Regions from separate parts of the Homo sapiens genome. Here all the other regions are linked to region 3. The links are chromatin loops, found by intact Hi-C in ENCODE. Cell type or tissue: mammary epithelial cell. All regions are shown on one strand. Region 1 holds the start of KDR (kinase insert domain receptor). Region 2 has its middle 130 kb from the start of LINC02358. Region 3 has its middle 59 kb from the start of KDR. Region 4 has its middle 24 kb from the start of SRD5A3.

Evidence for each region. Peaks named below come from ENCODE experiments on the same cell type or tissue, not always from the same donor. Only the 100,000 strongest peaks of a DNase experiment are listed, where the experiment ranks them.
Region 1: a loop joins it to region 3, with 11 times the contacts of the local background. A loop is called at or near these places in 15 of 110 quality-filtered maps.
Region 2: a loop joins it to region 3, with 13 times the contacts of the local background. A loop is called at or near these places in 6 of 110 quality-filtered maps.
Region 4: it touches region 3 in a loop (9-fold over the local background); 27 of 110 quality-filtered maps call a loop at or near these places.

Annotation. Positions count from the first base shown.
Region 1 is chr4:55,123,553-55,128,552 of GRCh38, reverse strand. It overlaps KDR (kinase insert domain receptor), which reads left to right and starts at 2,958. Exons shown (of 30, transcript NM_002253.4): 1 at 2,958-3,326. The coding sequence starts at 3,260. In mammary epithelial cell, no CTCF peak of the experiment used is centred here; no DNase peak of the experiment used is centred here; H3K4me3 peaks cover 1,422 bases; H3K27me3 peaks cover 1,158 bases.
Region 2 is chr4:54,969,358-54,974,357 of GRCh38, reverse strand. No RefSeq gene overlaps it. Among named protein-coding and RNA genes, the nearest start is that of LINC02358, 130 kb to the right of the region's middle. In mammary epithelial cell, CTCF peaks have their summits at 2,565 and 2,787; no DNase peak of the experiment used is centred here.
Region 3 is chr4:55,182,556-55,187,555 of GRCh38, reverse strand. No RefSeq gene overlaps it. Among named protein-coding and RNA genes, the nearest start is that of KDR, 59 kb to the right of the region's middle. In mammary epithelial cell, a CTCF peak has its summit at 2,755 (motif pointing left); DNase peaks (open chromatin) are centred at 3,075 and 3,435; H3K27ac peaks cover 2,021 bases.
Region 4 is chr4:55,319,321-55,324,320 of GRCh38, reverse strand. No RefSeq gene overlaps it. Among named protein-coding and RNA genes, the nearest start is that of SRD5A3, 24 kb to the left of the region's middle. In mammary epithelial cell, a CTCF peak has its summit at 2,457 (motif pointing right); a DNase peak (open chromatin) is centred at 2,420.

The DNA of each region.
Region 1 (5,000 bases), 59 kb after region 3:
GGAGATCATGGAGAGTAATTTATGCAGTGTGCTTTGAGTATGAACAATGTATATTCTGTATGTACAAGCCCAGAAAAGTAGCTGGAGACAAGAAGTGCTTAAAGATTAAATTAAATTTGTCTTGGGTGAGGCTATTACAATGATTCCTCATTTAAGCTCATCTTGACATTATTTTCACCATCGTAACCCCAGTTCCTGGTTCAATGCCTAGCATATAGTAGGTGCTCAAAAACTGTTGAATGAATGAGCCTGCTTAGCAGTTTAGATCTCAGCAGCATGAAGAAGCCCATGCATTGTAGTATAAGCAACCTTTGCAGAATGTTTCTTAATGTGTATCTGGTGCTTTCTATGTCCAAGATCTTTACTAGCTGTGTTGGGGCCTACTCCAAGTGCCTTACATGCAGTAACTCCTTTAATTCTTGTAAGAACCCTATGAAGAAGGTACTATTATAATTTTTTTTGTGTTTCATAGATAAGTTACTTGTAAGTTGGTAAAGATCACACAGATCATAAGCGGTAGATCTGGGAATAAAATCCAGAGTCTGTGCACTTAGCTACTACTCTGCTGTGGCATCTGAATAGCATCTATGGAACACTCAACACATTTGGGGCACTTTGCTAGGTGCCTTACTGTTGGGTTAACTCACAAAAGTCACTCCTTTGCAATGCCAGATAACGAGAGGGTGCTGCACATGGAACAGCCTTTCTTTCTTTCTTTTCTATCTTTTTTTTTTTTAACAGACTTTGCCATTTTTTTTGTGAACCTAAGGCACTTCTAAGTGCTGTGTGGGAGGGAATGTGGTAGACTGATTTCATTGAGACTCTGCCAAATTCTGGTCTTGCGGCCATCAAAGACGCATCATTTCCTCCAAGACTTCTAAAGGGGGCTATTACCACGGGCCTGCAGGTTCTGGTTTGCATTCAGAGGAGACACTATCTTCTTAAATGAGACATGGAAGAGGAAGTGTCATGAACTGTAAATAAGGCTGATAGGGAATTGTTTGGTGATGGGGATGGAGAAAAACTGCCCTCTCCAAACCAGGTTCCATCTCCCACCCCTTTATCCAACTTTGCCAGAGTCCATCCTATTTTATTTGCTGAGTTTACTAGCAGGAAGAGAGGAGTTTCTTTAAAGATTCTCTCCCCTCCCCAAATAAATACCTCCCAGATAAATATGAGTACATCTATATAGTAGAGCACTATGCCAACATTGAAAAGATGGAAGGATGGAGCTTTGTTCGCAGCCAGCTTAGGCAACATAGTGAGACCCTGCCTCTATATAAAAATAAATAAATAAATAAATAAATAAATAAATAAATAAAAGATGGAGCTTTAAAGGTTGATGTAGAACGAATCTCCAGTGTATATTATAAAGTGAAGGCTGGGCAGGGTGGCTCGTGCTTGTAATCCCAGCACTTTGGGAGACTGAGGCAGGAGGATGGACTGAGTCCAGGCATTGGAGACCAGCCTGGGCAACATAGTGAGACCTTGTCTCAAATAAATAAATCAAATTTAAAGGGAAAAAAGCCAAGGCTCAAATAGCATTTATACCAAGCAATTGTGGGAAGAGAAGGGTGACATGTCTACATACTTGTGTTTAAGAATCTGCTTGGAAAAAAAAGGAAACATAAAAATGCCTCTGCCAAAAGAAAAGTCTTTTCACTCTAAGCCTTTTTGTGTTTTTCCAAAATTTTTTTTTGCCATATACATTCATTATATTTCAGCATTAAAATATTTCACCTGTCAACTTGGAAAAGTAAAAGCGTGAATACAGTAAATATTTAAAAACAGATGAAGATAAGTAACAGGTTACATTAATTGTATACAATCAATCTAGTTTGAATTAGGTGTAGATATAATAATTCTGTGTGTTTATCTTGGTGAAGAATGGTCCTTTAGGTTGTCATTAAAAAGCACCTCTGGGAGGTAAAAGACATAGGCATCTGGAAGATTCATATTTAATGAAGTTAGGGGACATTTGATGTCACTCCCCAGGTGTGGGGAGATATGGACAGAAAACCAGAAGGAACGAATGTGGTCAGGAAGGAATTGGAGTTCCCCTCCAAACAGCTGCCACAAGAAGTCCACACACGTGGAGACAGTTGTGCAATTTGGTCACAGAGTGTCCTAGGTGCTTTTGCTTCATTGCTCCTCCACTGAAGCACGCTGGCAGCTGGCCTCCTTCCCCTGGGACTAAGGATATCTTGGCTGGAAGCTCTGCTCTGAAAAGGGGCATGGCCAAACTTTCACTAGGGCTCTTCGTTGGGGAGCACGATGGACAAAAGCCTTCTTGGGGCTAGGCAGGTCACTTCAAACTTGGAGCCGCCAAATATTTTGGGAAATAGCGGGAATGTTGGCGAACTGGGCAAGTGCGTTTTCTGATTAAGAGCAACCAGATTCAGCTTTTTAAACTACAATTATACTGGCCAAACAAAATACCCTTATACAAAAACCAAAACTACTGGCAGGAGTCGCTGCCAGCTTGCGACCCGGCATACTTGGCTGAGTATCCGCTTCTCCCTTGTGGCTCCAAACTGCTGCAGATTCTCGGCCACTTCAGACGCGCGCGATGGCGAAGAGGGTCCTGCACTTTGACGCGCCTGGTGAGGGAGCGCTGCTCTTCGCAGCGCTCCTGGTGATGCTCCCCAAATTTCGGGGACCGGCAAGCGATTAAATCTTGGAGTTGCTCAGCGCCCGTTACCGAGTACTTTTTATTTACACCAGAAACAAAGTTGTTGCTCTGGGATGTTCTCTCCTGGGCGACTTGGGGCCCAGCGCAGTCCAGTTGTGTGGGGAAATGGGGAGATGTAAATGGGCTTGGGGAGCTGGAGATCGCCGCCGGGTACCCGGGTGAGGGGCGGGGCTGGCCGCACGGGAGAGCCCCTCCTCCGCTCCGGCCCCGCCCCGCATGGCCCCGCCTCCGCGCTCTAGAGTTTCGGCACCAGCTCCCACCCTGCACTGAGTCCCGGGACCCCGGGAGAGCGGTCAATGTGTGGTCGCTGCGTTTCCTCTGCCTGCGCCGGGCATCACTTGCGCGCCGCAGAAAGTCCGTCTGGCAGCCTGGATATCCTCTCCTACCGGCACCCGCAGACGCCCCTGCAGCCGCGGTCGGCGCCCGGGCTCCCTAGCCCTGTGCGCTCAACTGTCCTGCGCTGCGGGGTGCCGCGAGTTCCACCTCCGCGCCTCCTTCTCTAGACAGGCGCTGGGAGAAAGAACCGGCTCCCGAGTTCTGGGCATTTCGCCCGGCTCGAGGTGCAGGATGCAGAGCAAGGTGCTGCTGGCCGTCGCCCTGTGGCTCTGCGTGGAGACCCGGGCCGCCTCTGTGGGTAAGGAGCCCACTCTGGAGGAGGAAGGCAGACAGGTCGGGTGAGGGCGGAGAGGACCTGAAAGCCAGATCTAACTCGGAATCGTAGAGCTGGAGAGTTGGACAGGACTTGACATTTTGCGATCTTTCATTTACCAGTGGGGAAACTGAGGCTCAGAGACTGGCCCAAGATTACCCAGCGAGTCTGTGGTCGCCTGTGCTCTAGCCCAGTTCCTTTTCTAGGACTCTGGTTTGCGACAGGGACCTCGGCTGGAGCATGTCCTGAGATGCCGACACACCCTCAGGCTCTTGGGAGGCTGGGGTGGGAAGGCGCCTGGGGTTGGCAGGCAGGAGGTGCCTCCGCAGGCGAGAACAGGCGGTGAAAAGTTGTCTGGCTGCGCGCAACATCCTAGTCCGGGCCCGGGGAAGAAAACCTTGCCGGAATCTCAGGCCGGGTCTCCCGGATCGGACGGTACACTCGGTTCTGCCTCTTTGCGGGACCCGGCCCGTTGTTGTCTTCATGCTCGAACACACTTGCACACCACTGTGTGAAGTGGGGTCTGGAGCGGAGAGAAACTTTTTTTCCTTCCTTGGTGCAGGACGCCGCTCTCCTTGCAGAGCGAAGAAGGGGGGGAATAGGGACTTGTCCTGGGGGCTTTGACAGCTTCCCCAAGGGTCTCCAAGTAACAGCCAACTGTCCTGCGTAAAGCATTGCACATCTTTCAAAGCGCTGTGGTCCTTGGTGTAAGCGCATAGTCAGAAGTTCAAGCTCCGAAAACCTTTCCTGTGGGCCTTGGTACCTAGCTTTAGTGCCATTCCTTCCTCTCCCTGCCGCCTAAAATTTCCGTCTCCTTCAATTAGGAACACACACGTTCTTCATGCAATAGCTGTCTGTCTTTTCTTCCTCACTTTCCTTTCTCTCTCAACCCCTTAGATAATATTTCTTTCCTGCAGCCAGTTTGCTGATATCCAGATTTCCACCCTTTGCAGGGTGAGAAAGGGGAAAGGGTCAGAGAAAGAAAAAAAAAAAGTCGAATAATTCAGGGAAAAAAATTTCTTACTCCCTAAGACAAGAATCACATGTCTTAGAAGACACTCACACCCACATACAGTACCAGGATCATCTGTCCATGGTTACTGAATTTTCTTTATAATGACTTGGTTCAACGGGTCCAGTCCACCATGGACACTCATTTGTCCCAGACAAGCCCTCTCTCTCCCCCTTTCTGGGCAGAGAATGAAGGTCTGGAACATGTGGTTGCTCTGTATTCCACAAAGAAGTGAGTTGCTTTTAAGCCTGGGGTGTTTCCTAGCGTAGTAGTAACGGCAGGCCGGTCGCCCTGAATATAATGGTGAACTTGCCCTTTTGGAGTGCATTACTTGCTTAATTGGATTGGGCTGTAATTGGTGCCATCAAATTCTAGAGACAGAGGCACTGTTGTTTTTCCTTCCCGTCTTTGAGCTGGAAGGGTAACAGTGCACAAATTAATTAATATTGGTTATGGGATTTGAACATAGAAGGGCTTTTTATTGAGTAGTAGCATGTGTACCTCTTACAGTTATTTCTTTAGAACTTTCTGAAGAGTCCAGCTCAAGCTTGCCAATGAAAACGAATGACATTTAATGGAGCAAAAACAAAAAACAAAAAACTATGTTGGTCTACAAATATGAATTTGAAGTTATTGAGAGCCTTGTT
Region 2 (5,000 bases), 210 kb after region 3:
TGTACATGTTCTGAAACACTTCCCTAAAGGACCTGAAGACCTCAGCAAGTAAGGCTCCAGGTAATGCACTGAAACAATTCTCTGATATAAAAATACTTATAGCCAATCTCTGTTTGTTTTTATTTTTCTATAAACAAAATCATGCTTGGATATTTCTTTCTAATGTCCCTTCCTGTGTATGTATCTATAGCTATCAATTATGTTCCAGAAGAATAGGCTTTAAAAAATTTTCTTATCTTGGATCCCTATATTCTAGGCTAGAGGGCCCTGAAATAATTCATTTTAACTATTCATATTGCTGGTCTTTAAGGACCAGTAGGTGCTCAGCATGTCACCATGGAAACCAGTGCAAGTGCTGCCAGATTTTATCGATCTTTTCTATCTAAAACTGTCCTGCTGATGTGCCTGTTAAAGATGGGAGACCCAGACAGTGGCCAGGATGAATTCCAAATATAACCCAATGATCCCAAGAGTCCAGAAATGTCACATTGAAAAGCAACATAACCAGCTGGCTGGCTGTCCCTCAGGGATGCCTCTACAGGGATGCTTTGGAAAAAAGAGCCTCCATAGATCCCTTAAGCTGACTCTTCCTTCTCCTTGGCAGGGTGAGAAATAACTTCCCTTGTCCGCACCTAGACCTTACTGCTGTACCTTTTCAGAATAGGTAAGGGATATTCATTCTGCAACCTTTGGGGTTCCATCTTTACAGAGATGCCTTTTGTGGCACATTGTATGTAGACAGCCAGCCCAGGGCCTTGAACCAAGAGTCTTGGCAACTATCATAGTGAGATGTGGATATATATTTTTAAAGTAGCTTGATAGAAACAGACATTCACTTACTCAGTTTTTACAGGAAAGAAACACACTGTTCATCCAAGGTGGATTAAAAAAGATATAGTGCAAAATTCTACATACGTTGTAAAAAATTATCCCATGTGCAATTACAAGCTTAATATACCATCATCCTTAACATCACAATGGGCCTCAACCTGCTCACCACCCCAGACATTCCTGCCAGATGGCATGTTCTGTGAGGAGGACCAATGCCAGCCTTGCTAATGCTCATCACCCCTGGCCCAATGCAGCCCAGGACCAACAAAGGATTCAATGAATATTTAGACATCATCCCTCTTGCTACTCTGGACTGTAATTGGCTCTTGAATAAATGAGTGAATAACACCTTGCTGACTAGTTAGTTCTCTCTTAAATTAGTTGTTGATGCAGTAGTTCTCAGACTTTTGGATTTCTCAGACCAGTAACATTTCAAAACTATACATAATGATGGTACATTAGAGTTTGCAAAATAAGGACTAATAACAAAACAGAATGAAATAACACATAAACACCTCTATGATGACCACTTCCTAGGAGAAGCTTTTTCTTTCTTTTTTTAACTTTAGAAAACATCTTGTACCATAAAAAGGCAGAAAAGATCTAATTTTAGAATAAAAATAAGTTCTTTAAATCTATCAAATTTAGATTTCTAGGCTGGGCGCGGTGTCTCACATCTGTGATCCTAGCACTTTGGGAGGCCGAGGTGGGGGGATCACCTGAGGTCAGGAGTTCGAGACCAGTCTGGCCAACATGGTGAAACTCCATCTCTACTAAAAATACAAAAAAAAAAAAAAATTAGCTGGGCATGGTCGTGGGCGCCTGTAATCCCAGCTACTCGGGAGGCTGAGGCAGGAGAATCACTTGAACCCAGGAGGCGGAGATTGCAGTGAGCCTAGATTGCATCATTGTACTCCAGCCTGAGCAACAAGAGTGAAACTCCATCTTAAAAAAAAAAAAAATTAGCTTTCTGAAAGACTTTTTATGATGTCCTTATTTTCTGCTTTTCATCACAGACCAGTGAAAACTTTGTCATGGATCAGGACTGGTTCTTTGACCAGTGTTTGGAAACCAAATATCAATGAACTATTTGCCTAAAATATTTTTCAGGACTAAATCATTTTCTACTTTTGTATTCTCTGCCTAGTGTTGTATTAGTTGGTTTCTAGTTTCAACATTAAAAAAACTATTCATTCCTTTTAGATAAAAGAGATCTATATTCTTCCCCTCTGTAGGTTGATTATTGGCCTAAAATATTTTCTGTTGTTATTATTTCCTTCTTTTTTTTCTTCTCTGCCTTGTGCTATCTGATTTTTTCCTATTTTATGGAGAATGGTTTTACAAGGTAAGGTATCACTCTTCCGTTTGTCGTCTTTGAAACTTATTGCTACCATCTGATATCCTCCTAATTCCTTTTACTCAAGGAGCTTAACGTGCTTTGCATAGTATCCCTTAATCTTCTAATCTAACATTTTCTACTTGGTGGAGGAGGAGGCAGGCATGTAACAAGGCCCAGCTTTGGTGATTTGGGTGTAAAACATTTTCTATCAACTTCTTCTAAATTGCGAACTTCTCCAAGGAGACTATGAAGTTGAGTAATGGGTTCAGGTTGCTTGGGGGACACTTGAATACGGTTCTCTAACTCCTGGCTTCGGTATCCAGAGGCTATTGCTGCCTTTACAAAACTGCTTGGCTGACTAGGTCCTGGGAGAGTTTGTCCCTCTAGTGGTTCCATCTCATTTTTGCAAGGAATAATGTGCCTATCTACCAGAAAATATTTACTGTTAAAAAAAAATAAATGTATTGCTCATGGTAAGAAAAGAATACCATTAAAGGTGTTATTTATTCTTATAAAATCAATTTTGTGATAGGGGTATTCAGCATTTTGCTTTCTTTTTCCTGGAAAGGAGTGAACCCTCACTGTTTCTAAGACGTCAAAGATAGCAAACCGTGCTAAGAACACCACCTAGCGTTTAACTTTGAAGTGACTGCTTGCTGTACCAGGCGACACGATTAATTTTAAGCTTTCCTCATCTGCTAATAAGAGGAAATGGTCCACTGTGTTGATTGTTCATTTTGATTTTTGCTTTGAAATTGAATTTACCTGTGATCTTAGCTTTTGAGTACTAATATTACGTATGTTTTTATTTTCCAGATAAGCGCATGAGCACATGATTTGGTTTTGTTAGTTTAAAAGAGGATTGACTTTGAAGTTCAGGCTCGATGCTCCTGAAAATTGATGAATTAGGTCTCGGATTTCACCATGTCCAACAAGCCTTCCCTGACCTTTCTTCCAAACTGATTTTCTGCTGTATGGCAGTAGCCCCATCTTTCCGTTTTTTAAGACTATGCATAGACATCATCGCCCTTGCTACTCTGAACTATAATTGGCTCCTCACTGTTTCTCATGCAATTGGGAACACATTCCTCGTGGGTATGTACCAGGTTTCAAGACCTGTGGTGTATCCTGAACCTAGCACATGGAGCTGCTTGATCAATACAGTTGAATGAAATGAAGGAATGAATATAAGAAAAAGTTTTTCTAAATAAGATGATAGGGCAGGATTCATTTTTGTCTTTGTAGTTCTCAGCTTTCTCCTATGTTCAGTCAAGTATTCCATCTTGAAATAGCTGAATTTAATTAAACTAACAACTCCATGTAAGATCTTAGCAGGATAACAAAAATCATGGTTTGAGGGCAAAACCTTAAATTCAAAGGTGAATGAAGCTTTGATGATGGTTAGGATACATCTGCCTTTAAAAATTGGGTTACCTGCTCTGTCTGGTAAATTTGAGGCAGACATAACTGTTCTTCTTCTGTACCAACATCCCCAAACACCCTGACCTGTTAAAAAAAAAAAAAAAGTGAAGTTTCTCATTTGCAGCAGGGACTAGAGCACAGGAATGCAAGAGGAATAGAAATGGGAAGTCTGGAAAAGGCAAAATCTCCTTTGAAGAATGTCCAGATCTCCTTCCCAGACCCACTGCTGACCTGGGATAAGTTCCCAATCATTCCCTGAAATTAAAAAATGTAGTCTTCTTGTTCCTTAAAGAGAGATGCTCCTTCTCCAACCCTGAAGATGTGACACAGGACCAAAGTTATTTTCCTACCTGACGTAGAAGCCTGAGGCCTGGCAGAGCCTGCTTCTGTGCCTCTGAGAGTCCAGTTCCTCTGAATCTGACTCAGAAAGCAGCCTTATTTTAACTAGCCAGGCCAGCCTATCCTCTCACTTTCTCCCTACCTAATAGAACCCTGTCTGGGGAAGGAGTAGCCATATATCTATCTGATGTGTGAAAATAATGAAACAAAGAAAAATCCTCTAAATTTCCCAAACTCCTTTGCAGATAGAAGTAGCCAAGTTTTGGCTGGTGAAATAGAAGTGGAAGTTGTTGAGAGGAACTTCCTAGAGAAGCTCCTTAAAAAGGGGTTGACTCCCATGGCATACTGTTTTGTCCACTGCTCTTCTCATTCTTCTTGTCTGGAGCTTGAACAGGATGGCTAGAACTCTGGCAGCCATCTTGAGGCCACTAGACAACCTTTAAAGATGACTGAACAGAAATGTAAAAGGAGTCTAAGTCCCTGGTGAATTGTGAGCTACCATTCCCACCCTGGACCTCCCATGTCCACATTCTTCATTACCTGAGAAAAATAAGTTTCCTAATTTGTTTAAACCTATGTTTTGGGGGACCTCTTTTACTTGGAGCTTAACACAATTCTTAACTGATACAAAGGGCTTTAGTAAAAAACATACTTATATTTAAAATCTGCTTAGCTCTCATATTCAATCTGTTCCTATAGTCATTAGAAAAAAAGTGTTGTGCAAAAGCCAAAATTGACAAATGGATCTAATTAAACTAAAGAGCTTCTGCACAGCAAAAGAAACTACCACCAGAGTGAACAGGCAGCCTACAGAATGGGAGAAAATTTTTGCAATCTACTCATCTGACAAAGGGCTAATATCCAGAATCTACAATGAACTCAAACAAATTTACAAGAAAAAACAAACAACCCCATCAAAAAGTGGGCGAAGGATATGAACAGACACTTCTCAAAAGAAGACATTTATGCAGCCAAAAGACACATGAAAAAATGCTCATCATCACTGGCCATCAGAGAAATGCAAATCAAAACCACAATGAGATACCATCTCACACCAGTTAGAATGGCG
Region 3 (5,000 bases):
CTTTTGGAAAATAGCCTTTTGTGATGGCTTTTCATTCTTGTCAAGATGGGTGTTCAGAAAGAAGTAATTATTGGGAGTGGACAACTCATAGAATGTAAAGCAGGGGTGCCTAATATAGTGGAAAGTAAGCAGATCTAAGGCTTTCCCTGCACTTCTGCTAGGTGGCTGCTGCCGTGGGGACTGCCCCAATCAGCAGACTTCTTAATTAGATGGAGAGGGAGCAGTGGGGTAAGAAACCTTGCTGTCAGCTTCCCTTCTCCCTATCCCTTCCCCTCATTCCTTGTCAGGAAAAAGGAAAAGTATAATTTTTTCATTAGAGATAACAGGAATCATGTTTGGTTTGATAGTATTTATAAATATGCTTCAATAAACATTCAATTGTGCTCACTTACAGTTTTACGTAAGCTGTGGGTCAGTTTCATACTGCAACAGTTCATTCTCATCATTTGGTTGTCCTTTATCATTCTGATGTGAAAATCATGTTGAAGGGGAAATTATTCGTGCATTATAATGAGTATAACTTGCATCCTAGGGGCCTTGAAATGCAGTTTGCTAAACTAAATACAAAAGACTACAGTCTAAACATAGAATTCGCCATAGTCAAGCTCTTCCTGTGAAGGCTTAAAGAAAAAAAAACAACCTAGGGAATTGTCACACTTCCCATTGTTATTCACACGCTTGTTTGGGATCTGATAATGGCAGCTGCCAGAGCCCTGACATTTCAGCAGAGAGGGGAAGCAGGGCAAAAGTTAGAAGACTCTGGATCTGAGGAGAACTCTCAAATTCACTGTAAGCCTCAGGCTGTCTTGAAAATGTGATAATGGTTGTAGAATTTGGATAGATGATTTCTCTAGAAAAACAAATTTTATTAGATAACAGCATGCATGAACACTACAAAACACAGGATTAAAATACCACTGAATCCTACAAAGTACTTTAAATTCTCCTTCTTAACTGGTTTGCCATTCAAGTCAATAAATATTTACCAAAAAATGACCACGTTTCTGGTCCACTGGGGGCAGTTGGGGTACGAAGATGAACAAGTCCTGATCCCTGTCTTTAAGGAGCTAATAATGCAGAGGGAAAACAGAAGTGTATACAAATAACTGCTATAAAATGTGCCTAAATGAGGCTTTATGAAGAATTGCCATTTGAACTGAACCTTGAAGGATTATTTAGTGGCTGCAAGAAGCAGATATGAACTCTGGCTAATTGAAGAGAAAAAAAAATTAAAAAAACACCACCACCACCAGGGGGAATCTGTTGGGGATTGTGGAGATAGCTCCTGAATTGAAGTAAAAAGCTGTACCTTTAAGGAAACATGTTATAGATTGATGTACTAGGGATTGATGGCAATGTTTTTTTCAGAGTATGGTCTATAAGGATGAGTCAACTCCAGTGCTTTTGGGTTGGGTCACTTCTCTTAAGGTACAAATTTCAAGGGAAGAGGGACTGAGAGGTCTTACCTGGGTCATATACCCATCTCTTGGCCAATGCAATGCCAGGGGAGTCATTCCTTAAAGGAAGAGCATAAGCTCTAATTAAAAGCCCAATAGCTCTGACGTTGGGCAGCACAAACCATGGACAGGTGGAAGGAATATCTGAGCAGAGATGCAGAGGCAGAGAAATAAGAATGTTTGGGAACAGCAAAGCATCTGGTCCAGTTGTGCATAAGGTGAAGGAAAGGCGAAGTTGGGAGAGATGAGGAAGAAGAGGCAGGTTGCAAGTGGGTGATGGAAGACCTTAGCTGCTATGTTTGGAATTGAAGATAGAGTCATTGGCAGGGCTGGGGGGAGCAGATCTGGTAAGATCTATGCTTTGAGAACAGTTCTCTGGAAACAGACTTGGGTTATAAAAGGAATTATGGGGCAAGAAGGCAAAGGATGTTGCCTAGGTGAAAAGGGGTAATGAAGGCTTTTAATGATATTATACTTAACTCTGAAATGACCACAGTGAACACTTTATACATTTTACTTTTACCCAGTAGAGAAGACAAGGCATGCATTTTCCCCCCTTTTAACAGATACAATACCAGAGGCTCCAGATGCTTAAGTGTCATGCTCTAGATATCATGATGAGTAAGGAGGAGCCAGGGCTTGCCCTTGGCCGTCTTCCTAGGGGCTCTTTCTAACATGTGAGACCTTGCAGCTGGATCCAGCTGACTTTGCTTTGCTGCACCACAGGCTGTGACCCATTTCTTCACCACCAGGATGATATTCTTTTGAGGTTGCGCCCTTGAGCAAATAGCTCCAGTACATCTGAATCTTGGCTTGTGCCTGATGTGCTTATGTGGCCTGAATGCAGGTTTTCTTTTTCCCTCATGAGAGAGGATTTTCCAAAAGGAGTTTCAAAAATAATCTGTGGTGGATACTGAACATGTGCTCAGCAGCTAAGTGAAAGGACAATGATAGTGTAGCAGGAAATGGCAGTGGAGTGTTAGGAATGTTGAGCTTTGGAGTCAGGTTGCCTGAGCTAAAATCTCTGCTCTGCCTCTTACTAGCGGTGTGACCTTGGCCAAGATACTTGACTTTCTAAATCTGTTTGTCTGCAAAATGGCGATAATAATGAAGTCACCCCATAGAGTTGTGAGGATTCAATGTGATAATGCAAATAGAGACCTTGGAAGAGTACCTAGCTTATCATAAGTATTTAATAATGTTGCTGTTCTGGTTATTGTTGCTATTGTCTTACCTAAAACATGGCGGGACGTGTTTCGTATAGTTCTGTGACATTTGAGCTTCAGTGCCATCTAGTGGCCAGGACATTTCAGAGGGTGCTATTAGCCCAGGTGTTGCACCCACAGGTGATGCGAGGGCTCTTATTCTGTAGCTTAATGACTCGCTGCTAACTGATTTCAAAGGTGAGTGCTGGGTATGCAGGCCAGGACTAGGAATATTGTGTGATCTGACCTCATTACTGGTTAAGTTGCATGAAGAGAGTAACTTTGTTTTTACAGACAGAAAAGGAAATCATCATGGCCACGGGATCTCGGATGCCTTCTCTTCCTTGGCCTGGCCACACAAGGGAACTCTGTGTTTCCAAAAGGTGTAGCTCCCCCTTGGAGCACGACAGGATACAGGCCGACTTGCCAGTGTAGTGGTTAGGAATGTGATTATCTGGTCCCGTGGTTTGTGAGTCACCAGCTGAATGACTGTAGCAAGTTACTTAACTTCTGTGAAGAGTAAAAATCTGTACCTCACAGGATTTTAATGAGAATGCACATATATGCTTAGCACAGGGCCTGATGCATAGTAGGTGCTCAGTAAACATTAGTTGTACTGATTTTTCACTTTTGCAATAGATTTTTGTGTTAAAGAGGGGCCATTCATTCATTCATTTTTTTCTTCACACATTCATTCCATCATTCAATTGCTATCTGGAGAACATACTGTGTACCAGGAACTGAGTTAGATGAAGCCTTGCGTAAAACAAACACAGCTCCTCATGGTTGTGGTGAAGGGCATTACACAAGCGATGCCAGGGGAGCTGGGTGTCCCTGAGCAAGCTGTGGACTGAACAGAGGACTTTCTACAGAGTATGATTCGCATCATAAGTATTATAGATTTGTACAAATTTACATGCAAGTTTTAAAGCAGATGGGAGTTTCTTGTTCTTAAAAAATATCAGTATATTTCAATGATTTCCAGAAGATGAAAGTAAAGTGCCTTGAGGAAGGGGTGCCCTTTGCTAATTTGTCTAAAAGCACTGTGAGGTAGACATGGCGATTACATTAAAGTGTATTGGATTCATTCATTGTAGCTCTGGTGGCTCAAGTGACCACTTTTATGTATTGAGGGACTAAAGAGCGTGATGTTTATTTATGTTTAAAATAAATCTATCTATCTGTCTATCTAATTAATCTCATTAGCCCTTCCTCCAACTTTTCTCTACATTAGCCTTATGTTCCTATTTTACTTCTTTTCACAGGAATGCAGCAAGCTCACAAAGTCCTGCTTCCTTTAGAAAATCACCCTGCAATGTACATCACAAATGAGATAATTCTCCTAGACTAAGTCCTAAAGTAGTGATTTTTATAAAGGGCGTGGTAAAGGATTTTGGGGAGAGGAGAAAGTTGTGTATGCTTGGGAAATAATGTACTCAATACAATAATATATTAAGCAATGAAATATAAAGCAACATAATATTATATACATAAAATATTCTGTATTATACTGAATAATAAAAATATATATTTATTTTACAATAGTAAAGATCAACAAATTCTTCCTGCTGGTGCACCTACACAGAAGATAGACTGCTCAGAGATATGTAGAGACATTCCCACACAGAAAAACCTACTGAAATCTAGCTGAGACAGTGGAGTAGGATCTTTCCATGTATCAAAATGGAACAAAGGTTAAAGAAAAAAGGGGTCAAAAAACTCAAAGGCTGGAAAATATCTGCGTAAGGCTTCAAACATCTCTTGAATGGACATTGCTTGGGGATTCCCTGATAATAGCAATAATGGTGATGGTGATGGCCTTGCTTTCGTGCCAGGCCTCAAATCCTCCTCACCACATGGAGGAGGAGGTAGGTACAAATGTTTGGTAGTGAGGCTGCCACGACTCCTTCTTTAGCAAAGCTCAATGACTTTTCTGGAATCAGTTAAATTTTTTCTTTCTGGGCCCTGCATCCCTGCTTGGGTGCTGTTTCTTGAGCTTCCTGAATAGCAAGCTCCTTCCTTGATCCTCCTTGGCAGCCTGTTTCATGAATTAGTTTTCCTTCATTTAGCTGCGTTCTTCAGACCCCAGAGGACAGTTGAAAGGTTAATTTTATAACACTTAATACTAGTACGAATCCTCAGGGTCAGGATCTTTTTACCAAAATACCACTTCTTTTATATTTCCTTTCCAGCCTTCATTGTTCAGTAGTTCTGCAGAAGTGATTTCTGCTTGAACACTGCTGGTAGGGAAAAGCACAGAATATTTCCTACATAGTTGTTTTTTGCTTTAATAACATTTGGCTTAAGAATGTCTTTTTGCCTCTTAAAAGTAGGATAT
Region 4 (5,000 bases), 140 kb before region 3:
TGGACGTCTCTGCTAAACCCTCTAGTTAGTGGCTTTCTCTCTTACTTTAGAGGAAAATCCAAAGTCCTTACAGTGGCTGCAAGGGCCTGGCTGATCTGGGCCCTGCTACCTCTCTGGCTGTGTCCACTCCAGTCCTCCCTCTACGTTTTTCCTCAACCTGCTAGGTATGCTCTTGCCTTGGGGCCTCTGTCCTTCTGTTCTATTAGCAGCTCACCCCCATATATCTGCATGGCCTCCTCCCTTGCTTCTTTCAAGTCCCTACTCAAAATTCCCCTTAAGGAAGACCAATCCGAGTAAAACAGCTCCTCTGCCTCCTTGGCATTTCCCCCTTAGTGTTCTCCATGTCACTTACTACATACTGATATGCTGTGCATTTCATCATTTATGCACAGACTCCAGGAGGGAAAGACTATTTTATTCCCTGCTGTATTTCTAGTGACTGTGTCAGTGCCTGGCATATAAGTTCTCAATATATATTATTCAATGAATGAATTATTCAATATACATTCAAGACAGTGATAGAGGAAATGCTGTAAGGTATTGCCAAATTAATGATATATAAATTAATATTTGGGTTTGCTATTTATTATTATTATTACCATTATTACCATTTCAATAATTATATGTGACAGTAATCTGTTCATTATTATGTATAACAAGTAGGATTGATGTCCCATTATTTTATTTAGGTTAATGACAAAACATGACATGAGTAATGGATAAAACATGAGGAAATGGGACAATTGAAAGGAAGAGAGTGGGAGTTAAACTTTCCTTCCTATATGACTTACATCATAAAAAAATCATTTCATTAAGGTTCTTCCTATTCTACTTAGTATATTCAATTTCTATAACACAAAACTTCATTTCCTAAGTTAAATCTACATTTTCCATTTGGTATTCAAAAAAATGCTCTCTTGTGAGAGGAACATTTGATTCATATGCACAGCACACTGGGAATTGATTAGGCTTGATTAATCTGTCTTATAACAATCTTTACAAAGATGAGTGAAAATATTTTAACCACTTTTGCTCCTTGGAGTTACCTGCCAATATTATTTTAATTGGAACCTCACCTTTCTATGCAATGGATTTTATTTTCACAACCAAAGCTAACATCTATTTGAATTTTCTCTTAACAATGTGCTTAGTTACAAAGAGATTTTGGCATAAAATCACTACTAATTTTAGCTGTGGTTCCTACTTAAGTGTTTTCCTTAGTTTCTTTACATTGTTACTAGACAATGTAAAGAAGGGGATGTTTCCTGAGGTATAGACCCAATAAACAGAAACGAATGTTTTCATTCAACAAATAGTTATTCAAAATCTTGTATGTGCTAAATATATTGTGGGGAGCTGGACATTGGAAGAATGAATAAGACTTTCCCACAAGGAACTCAGTTACAAAACTATAATTCCTTCTTACTTAGCATAAAGGAATCAGTCTTCTTTAAATTGATTTTACTGACTCAGTGATTGGAATGTGCATTATTGATTCTGCACTCTGGCCTTTTTTCATGGCCGAAGTATGTTATTTGTAGTAATAGCTTAGACAGCAGAGGTTTTCTAAGTGTAGTCACTGACTTACACAAACACTGAATACCCTACAATTCTGTTACAAGGATCCCTAAGTACATCACATTTTCTTGTATATTTACAATAATGTGTTTTGTTTGCCAATGAAGCAGTAGTCTTACTTTATTTTTACTCTAAGCAATAGATGGGTCCTTAGGAGGATGTATTATAAAGTGGATATTTAGTAGTTTCAAGATCACCGGGGTTTTAGGGTCACCAGGTAGATAACCAAGAATGAGCCATGCCGCCAACACGGGTCTTAGTTTGCGCATTTGTAAAACAAGGGGATTGGATTACATCAGCAAGTTTCAAACTTAATATACATACTAGTTACCTGGGGATTTTGCTGAAATGCAAAACTGATTCAGAAGGCTGGGGATAAGGCCAGGGATTCTGCATTTCTAACAAGCTCCCAGGTAATAAATAACCATGCTGCTGGTCCCTGGCCCACATTCTGAGCAGTAAGGGTGAGATTAGTATTGTCCAATAGAAAGATAACGGAGCTACAGATTTAATTTTAAATTTCTAGCCGCCACATTAAAAAGATAAAAATAACTAGGTAAAATTAATAATAATTATAATAATAAATATTGTACTTAACATTATATAATCAAAAATAATTTTTCTGTCATCAAGATAAAAATTAGGAATGAGATGTTTTACATTCTTTTTTCCATCTTCAAAATCTGGTGTGTATTTTACACTCACGGTACATCTCAATTTGGACTATCCAAATTTCAAGTGCTCAGTCGCCACCTATGTGCTACTATTTATAGCCACACAGGGCCCTAATGACCATCTCTGCTACTCCTTTTAGTGCTAATCTTCTCCTAAGATTCAGGTCTATCTTACGTTTCAAATAGACTTCTGCCTCGAGGTGGCGCTAATGTTCTTTGTTTTGTCCCTGAAAACATGTTTTTGGATAGGGGAGAATTCTGCCATTCTTATATTATTTATTTATTTACTCATTTATTCCTTTCTTCCTTCATTTATTTAATAATTTTTGAGTCTAGAATCTACTGACGGTAAGTATATTATATTCTCTGTAAGCTTGTCTAATAACTAATGTCTAATAAAGTTATTATTAATTATGCCAAAGTAAATCATGGAAGGAATACTTAACGTCATTGTTATCCATTCTTGATAGGGAGCTGTATGAGATTGATTTCTGATTATATAATATTTTTAGATATAGGATGGTGACCAGGTATTTAATAGAGCCACAGTGGAAACAGTAAAATTGCTGACTAGTGTAGGTCAGATTTAAATACATTTGTGACATGATTGTTTATGAGAAGGAGGAAAACATTTCTCCATCTTCAATTTTATCTAACGCAGGATGACTGGTGCTTTGTATTGGTGGCTTGTGCGTTGAGTTTTCTGAAAGGGAAATGATGAATATAAAAAGTAACCTCAACATCAACTGTAATTTCGCCAATACACCAGGGATACTATACCTGAGAGATTACTTTTTTCTGGAAAAATGATTTTAATACTCACACTTAGTTTTAAGAAGGTATGCCCACTGTGCATTTTTCAAAAGCCTGATATTTCTTTTGCCTGAGTGTGCCTCTAATGATAACTAAAATATGTTAGGTTTTGTGAACAAGTGGGTTACATGAGTTAACTCACCTCCACAGTAAACCAGTGAGGTAGATACTTTTCTCATTCCCACATTTCGAATGAGAAAATGGGTGCTCTAGGTATTAAATAACTTGTCCTGGGCACATAACCATTAAGAGGTAGAATGTGAATTCATATTCAGTCTGTTTGATCCCAAGGTTTGTTCTCTTAACTACTACACTGCATTGAGGAAGCTCTCTTCCTCTATCTTAAGCTAAATTTAACAATCAGTCAACAAAACAGTCACCAAAACCACAATCTACAATATCCAAGTCTACATATCCATGATGGGGCGAGGGTTGTCTTTTATAATGATAACCCATAACATGCTTTAAACAAGGCCAGAGAGCCAAAAGCTCAGGTACCTTTTGTCATAGTTCTCATTTAACTAATGACTCCCTAAGCCAAGTCACCTAAACTCATTTTGTTTCGAGACGGAGTCTTGCTCTGTTACCCAGGCTGGAGTGCAGTGGCCCGATCTTGTCACACTGCAACCTCCGCCTCGCTGGTTCAAGGGATTCTCCTGCCTCAACCTCCTGAGTAGCTAGGATTACAGATGCATGCCACCACACCCAGCTAATTTTTTGTATTTTTGGTAGAGATGGGGTTTCACTCTGTTAGCCAGGATGGTCTTGATCTCCTGACTAAACTCATTTTCTAAGTGTATAAAACAGAATGAATAAGAAATCTCTTTCATGAATGTATAGATCGAATTCATCACCTGATTTCATGACAACTCACTTTACAAATATAAATTCCTCCCAGTAATCATTGTAAAAGCAAACTCACTATATTTTATCACACATAGATTTCCCAGCAGTTTTTTCATGTGCTCCCTTTTTGATGAATCCAAACAAAATGGTGTGTGTGTAAGTGTGTGTATGTGTGTGTGTGTATGAGATAGAGGTGAATTCACATCCTTTCTTTTCCACCTACTGGCTCTGTCATCTTGGGCAGCTTACTGATTCTCTCTTGGAATACCAGTTTCCTTAACTGAAAATCATGGTTGAGATATATTTTTTTTCCTGAGGATGTTTCATGAGAATGAAATGAGATGATATATGTGAAGTCTGTAGCACATAGTTAATCTTCAATAAATGTTAATTTTACAGAGCAATAATAATACAGAAATATCAGTAAGCTACTTGTATGCCTGCTTACTTGAGCTTTTAGAGGAATTTTATATCTAGTGACAAATGAAGGTGAAAAGTGAGACTATTCCCCAGGCAAAGAAAGTCTACTGCCTCCAACGCCCCCAAATTCTCAATTCCTTGATGAATTTAGGCCAAGTGAATCTAAATTATGCAGCAAACTACTTCAGTTCTTTGCTTTGGCAGTGAAAGCCACTTTTCTTAGTAATATCGTGGAAAGGGGCTTGTAAAGACATTGTGGTATTTGGTTCCCGATCTTATCCAAGTCACCTGGATGAAAATTTTTTGTCTTTCCTTCCCATATTTCAGACAGAGGATTTACATTACTTTAATATATTATTGATGCAGGAGATACTACGAAAACATGATTCTGGGCTGACTTTTCTAGGTCTTGATTTGGAAGCATAGCTTAAGGTTCACAGGCAGGAAAAAATATGTTGTTTTAAAAATGTCAACATTTCCTGATATAAAAGTGTTTCTTTTTTTTGGTTTCTTTTCTTCTTTTTATCTCTCCTCCTCCTCTTCATTCTCTCCCTCCTCCTTTTTCTTCTTAGTCTGTGTGTGACTCCATCTGAGAACATGCAAATTCTGAAACTTTTCACCAGGTTCTTGAAAACCAGCCCAAATGATTTTTCCTGATCAAATTTCCTC